2 separate regions of the Homo sapiens genome follow, and region 1 is linked to region 2. A link is a contact called in ENCODE Hi-C or POLR2A ChIA-PET data. All regions are on one chromosome and are shown on one strand. The core of a region is the stretch at or near the end of the contact, and the rest is flanking DNA. Distances in the headings are between cores, read along the strand shown.

The links. Hi-C counts contacts between places; a loop is a spot of excess contacts on that map. ChIA-PET counts read pairs that join two places held with the same protein, here RNA polymerase II (POLR2A). Pooled maps may share reads with other maps.
Region 1: a map of chondrocyte shows a loop between it and region 2 (2.7-fold over the local background). The contact joins two enhancer-like sites. A Hi-C loop is called at or near these places in 2 of 168 maps with a recorded cell type or tissue (chondrocyte and endothelial cell of umbilical vein) and 3 of 50 pooled maps. POLR2A ChIA-PET finds 5 or more read pairs at or near these places in 3 of 52 experiments (GM12878, WTC11 and activated B cell).

Annotation. Positions count from the first base shown.
Region 1 is chr7:41,188,307-41,191,286 of GRCh38, reverse strand. No RefSeq gene overlaps it. Among named protein-coding and RNA genes, the nearest start is that of LINC01449, 88 kb to the right of the region's middle. Within about 2 kb of position 1,391, at least 6 of the 41 ENCODE cell types and tissues checked have a DNase peak (open chromatin) inside an H3K27ac peak, as active enhancers do.
Region 2 is chr7:41,027,813-41,030,860 of GRCh38, reverse strand. It overlaps a transcript of SUGCT not described here. Among named protein-coding and RNA genes, the nearest start is that of LINC01450, 49 kb to the right of the region's middle. RefSeq lists an enhancer at 1,252-2,451. Within about 2 kb of position 1,705, at least 2 of the 41 ENCODE cell types and tissues checked have a DNase peak (open chromatin) inside an H3K27ac peak, as active enhancers do.

The DNA of each region.
Region 1 (2,980 bases), core at 142-2,641, 160 kb before region 2:
AAGGTAGGGACCTCTTTTGGAATGATAATGTAGTGTTCTACCCCCAGTACCTACAACAGTACTAATTTTACCGAGGACCCTGCCCTCATGATGTCACTTAAACCTGATAACTTACCAAAGGCCCCATCTCCAAATACCATTGTCCTGGGGTTAGGGCTTCAATATGTGAGTTTTGAAGGGACATAATTCAATTCATAGCAGTTGGCATAGGACAGTGCTAGGCATATTACAAGTTCTTAATATATGCTTAGTGAATAAATAAATACATAAACAGAAAATGTCCAGAGATCTCTGTGTCCATTTGAAGTTGCTACGTCAACAACTGGACCCAGGAATAAAGGGTGTGCTCTAGCATCAGTGTAAGTATGGTCCCTTCGAGCCAAGAGGCAGAGAGCTCAGGAGCTGCTGAGAAGTCACAGTCACAAGGGAAGGAGACAGGAAAGGGAAGTCACATCAGGAAGGCTGAAGCCATAGCAAAGCCAGAGAGCTGGATCCCACTTCAGGGCCTACCATAGTGAAGCACTGGCTCTTCCTTCCTCTTTTCTTGGAAGCAGGGCCAGCTACATGATTGCAGGACTCAAGGCAAAATGAAAATGCAGGACTCTTGCTCAAAAAAAGAAAAAACAAAAACAAAAACAGAAAATATGCCATTAAAGATACTAAATATGAAGCCTTTTCCTTTTTTCCATGATCTCTCTTGACTTGCCATGTTGTTATTTATTTGCTATTTAATGTAGTTCTAAAGTAAAGAAAAATTAAAAGTTTTAATTATGAGCATGAATTGTACCATTGTTCAGTGCAAGTTTTAGAGGCAAATATAAGAACATGTAACTCTTCTGCCGAATCACCAAAATTACACAATTCATAAATTCACGTTCTGTACCTTGTATGCGCATATGTATTTCATTCTCACCAGAACAGTGTGAACGCCACACAACACTAACTCAACTCTTTTTTATTTCTTTATATTTGCACATTTTACCGATGCTTTCTACATTTGGCTTGTTGATGTGCTTTCTAAAAACAGAAAGAAAAAAGATCTGTAGGTTTCCCTATTTTTCCCTTTCCTTCAATGTCATCGTTTTCCATGTAATTGGTTGGTTATTACAAGGAAGTGACAGGAGTGAGAAAGGATACTTTAAGATCCCTTGGTTGTTTGTGTTTCTTAGAATGCTGTTGCCTTCTTTCTTGTTTGAACAGGAAGCATGACCACTTAGTCATAAACATGACACATTTCCCTTGTACTCGCCATGAGCCTCACTGAACTCCCACACATTGTGGGTCCACTGGAATTCTGTGTTCATGGGGCAACCAAATGCTCTAGGCAAATGGGGTGATATGGAACTTGCCTGCATGCTCCATTGTCCCCTTGGACTTTGCTTCCAAGACAGCTCAAGGTTGACAACAGGGCAGGGTGAGAAGGGCATGCAAAAGATGGTGGTGTGGGGTGGGCAGGGAAAGAAGGCCCAAGACTAAGCCAGTTGTTTGAAATTCTCTATATTCTTTCTTCATTTTGTCCATTTTTTTCTGTTTTTTTCATTTTTCAATGGAGATGGAAAGCACCCAGTTCTGCTTTCCCCCAGAATCACCCTGTTTGTAAGCAGCCTGGAATGGTCACTAGAAGCTGCTACCTTTTGCCTGTTTTCTAGCTAAGATCAGTAAGGAGAGGTGGTCTCAAGGCTGATAGAGATGGCCACTGAGGGAGCTGGCTGCTACCTGTGGTCTTATACACAAGACTTTTGCCCTCCATAGAACCACACATCTTCACTTAATGTTTTAAACTTTTTTTTTCAGGTCACATGAATTTAGGCATTAAATAAATTATTAGACTAGCAAACATCAGAACCTTTTTTTTTCTAAGAACGACAATAGAAAAGGCTCTTGTAGTTAACACTCTTAAATACAGAGGTATTTTAAATTAAAGATTTTTTTTAAAAAAGAACAGCCTTGTCTTATAAATAATAATGATTGATAATTATTCCTCAACGAAACTAAAGAAATGGTGTGTCTTCTATGCATAAAAAAACTAGTCTACTTGCACAAATATCATTAGACAAGAAATAATTTTATTATTTAAACATTATATTAAGAAAATCTTTTTAAAAAATTTTCACTATACGTTACATCACATAAAAATGTAAGGTAGCATGTGTGAACTGTTTAAAGAGCTTGTTAAAGATTCTTATAATAAGAAAGGCTGGGAAAAGTAGAGTCATATCTTATCAAAACAATCTAAGAATCTTAAGAATGCTGCTTTTCTAGTAATACATAAATATACACGAACATGAGCAAGAATCCAAGTAAAGAAACAGTTCTTATTCATAGGATTGACAGTTTTATTATTACACCAGCCTGAAATAACATATAATGGTGTGTGAGTGTGCACTGGAGTTTCTAAAAGCAGCTTTTCAGATAGGCTTAATGTGAGAAGGGTTCAACTTTCTTCTTTGAATTCTGGAGGATGGGGTCTCCTGGGGATAAAGGGGAAAAGGGGAGATAAACTTTTAATGCAATCTCTATTCTTGCCACGATTTATTTTATTTATTTGTTCAGCAATATTTATTGTGCAGTCACCACATGCCAGGCTCTGTAGATACAATGGGGACCTTGACAAATACACTCTTTGCCTTTCGGAAGCTCAGAGCACAGTCAAGAAACAGAGTATTAGCAGAGAACATTACTGGGAAACAAGGGATTTTGCAACTCTTGGTAGGGGAACCTAACACGACCACAGTGGGGAGCAGAAAAGAGCTTTAAAACTAAGAGCCCAGGGGTGTGTAAGGCATAGCCAGGTCAAGAATGGAGGAATGAAGAATGCTGAATCAGAGGGAATCCTGAGAAATTCCTTCTGGAACCTGGCTTCCTTAACTCTTATTAACCACGTGCTAAGACTCCTTTTATATGGTTGTGGGATGATTGGCTGCAATAGCACAAATTTATGGAACTAAAAAAACAAGTGTTTGGTGTAATACTGTAAGTG
Region 2 (3,048 bases), core at 456-2,955:
TTGGGGGTGGTCTGACCTGTTTCCTCCCTTTCTCCTCACTCACCACCCTGGGCTACTCCCACAACTCAGAGGCAACGATCTCACTTCTAGCCAATGAAGACTCACCTTGGAATTAACTTTTTATCATAACTGTAAAGACCAAACAGAAATGTCAGCATACATTCAGAATTTATAATGTATGATTAATCCAGGATGGAAATTGGGGTGGTGTGGGAAATCCTTAGATACTAAATAAAAATGTGTGAAAAATTCAAGCAGCAGATAACTTGGAAATCTAATCTTAAAATTTCTCAGCAGGAAAATGTAAAGGGAGGGACGAGAGGAGGAAGTAAAGAGTGCAAGGAAACATGTAAAATGAATGTTTATTTGCTTATTATTTTATAACCATCCTCTTTATGTGTATTTTCCAGACTGTATGTTATCACTGCCTTAATGGATGAGTCAAAAATCAGAAGGGTTAAATGAACTCCTAAAGGATGAAAGCCAGACTTTCCATTTCACCCACCATTTTTCAGAAAGTAAGGCTTCCAAATGAAACTCCATTTTGCCTACTCTCAGAAAAACCAAAAAAGCAGAAGATGGTGAATCACTGAAGATCTTAATAATGAAAAAAAAAAGCCTCTGGAAAACTTATGTCCACATAAAAACCTGCACATGGCAGTTTTATTCATAACTGACAAAAAGTGGTAGCCAAGATGTTTTAAATAGGCAAACAGCAAAACTGTGGCACGTGTATACAATGGTGTATTAATCAACAATAAAACAAGTGAGTTATCAGGCCATGAAAAGACATGGAGAAGCCTTAATGCATACTGTAAAGTAAAAGATGCTATTCTGAACAGGCTGCATTCTGTATGAGTCCAACTCTATAACATTGTGGAAAGGACAAAAGCTATAGAGATAATAAAAGGATCAGTGTTCTGCAGGAGTTGGGGAGGCGAGAGATGAGGGATGAACAGGTGAAGCCATGAGATTTTTAGGGCAGTTAAACTATTACTTATGATACTGCAATGATGGATACATGACATTATGTATTTGCCAAAACTCATAGAATATACAGCACAAAGAGTGAGCCTTAATGTAAACTATGGGCTCTGGTTAATAATAGTGTAATAATATTGGTTCATCAATTATAACAAATGTACCAAAATAATACATGTTAACAACAGGGAAAACTGGGGAGAGGACGGGGAAGGTATATGGGAACTCTCTGTACCTTTTCTTCTGAGCAATTTTTCTGAAAACCTAAAACTGCCGAAAGTAAAGTCTACTTGGAAAAAATAAAGTCTCTGGCATGGGTTTTTCCTAGAAGGAAGGCAAGGGAGTTTCAGTTGCTAGCAGTGGGCCTGGGAGACAAGGGGCTTTACAGGGTGTAGGAGGCTGTTTCATGGACATCCATCCATCCAGTCATGTGCCTGACCCCAGCCACAGAGGTGGAGGGGGTGTGACAACACTGCTGACTCAGGAGGTTCCAGAAGTTACATGCAGAATCTGGGGGTAGGCTCTCCCTTCTGACTTGGGGGTGTTCTGACTAATATGTGACTAAGAATTTTCAAGGAGACAAGATCGGATATAGCCGAGGCCCCATTGTCTTTATAAACAAGCAGCACTCACCTTGTAGAGTGTAACATTTAGAGAGTTCAGTGACTCATGCTCACGTCATGGAGTCTGCAGATGACTGAGTTTTCAGGTCATCGCACTGCATGTAGGCTGGCTTGCTGGGGAGTCCTCACGAGGGCTCCCACATCACTGAGGACATCAGGGGAGGAGGGCATGAGGAGAGGCTGACTAAGCCAGTCTTTGAGCATTCAGAACTGATCATCCTTTTATCTGTTGTCTGAAAGACATGCCAAAAATATGATTTTGGTGCCATCTTGTTCCCTAAAGCTCTTCTCTGGGGGTATATTAGAGAGAATTCCAATTAACACTGCCGAGAGCTGAACACTTAACACTTCAACAAGCCCATGAGGGAGGCACAATTGATATCCCAGTTTTGCAGATGTGAAGACTCAGGCTTACAGAGGTGAAATAGCATGCACTATAGTACCCAGCCAGAGCATACTGGCGTTGTCTGTCCCCAGAGCCAGAGAGCTGAATCATTTAGGTTCTGCCAAGAACTGCATGACAACATTTTAGTCAACAATGGACTGTACATAGAAAGGTGGTCCCATAAGATTACAATACCTTATTTTTACTGTATCACTTCTATGTTTATATACAAAAATGCTTATCATTATGTAACAATTGCCTACAGTACTCAGCACAATAACATGCTGTACAAGTTTGTAGCCTTGGAGTGATAGGTTATACCATAAAGCCTAGGTGTGTAGTGGGCTCTGCCTCCTAGGTTTGTGTAAGTGCACTCCGTGATGCTCCCACAGCGATGACTTTGCCTAACTATGCATTTCTCAGAATGGATCCCCAGTTGTTAAGCAACTCATGACTGTATGTTGCTTTCCAAATTGATCACTTGGGACGGCCAGTGATGCTGTTAGTCCTCTCAGGGATTATTTAGTGTTAGACAGAAACAATAAATTCTAGCGACTTTATTTCTTAAAGCCTTTCTTTGACCGCTCTTATTCCATGCTAGTTTTCTCAACATATCCAGGGTCTCAACTTCAGAAGAACTAAAACATTCCTTCTTTCTCTTGGCTTCTAGGTCTGCTGCTGTAATGCATGTTCCCTCTGCACTGATTTTGTGGATAGGATGTAGGGACCAGACGCTGGAGGCACTGCCTCAATACCTGCCTGCCTGAGTTAGGAATCATCCTTAGCACCCACCAAGGACTTCCTAAGTGCTGGACCCTGTGCTAAGCCTGTTTCCTGCATGATCATTAATCCTTAAAATCTATGAAGAAAATCCCAATATCTACCCATTTTACAGATGAGGAAAGCCAGTTTGGATGGGTTCATCAGCTTGCACAGAGGCAGAAGGTATGGCGTCTGCTGGGATGACATCTGTACTGTTTCGGATGCTTGGAGCCCCCGCATGTTGTGATAATGTGGTGATTACTCAGCTAACGTAGATCAAAGAGGAATTTAAAGTCT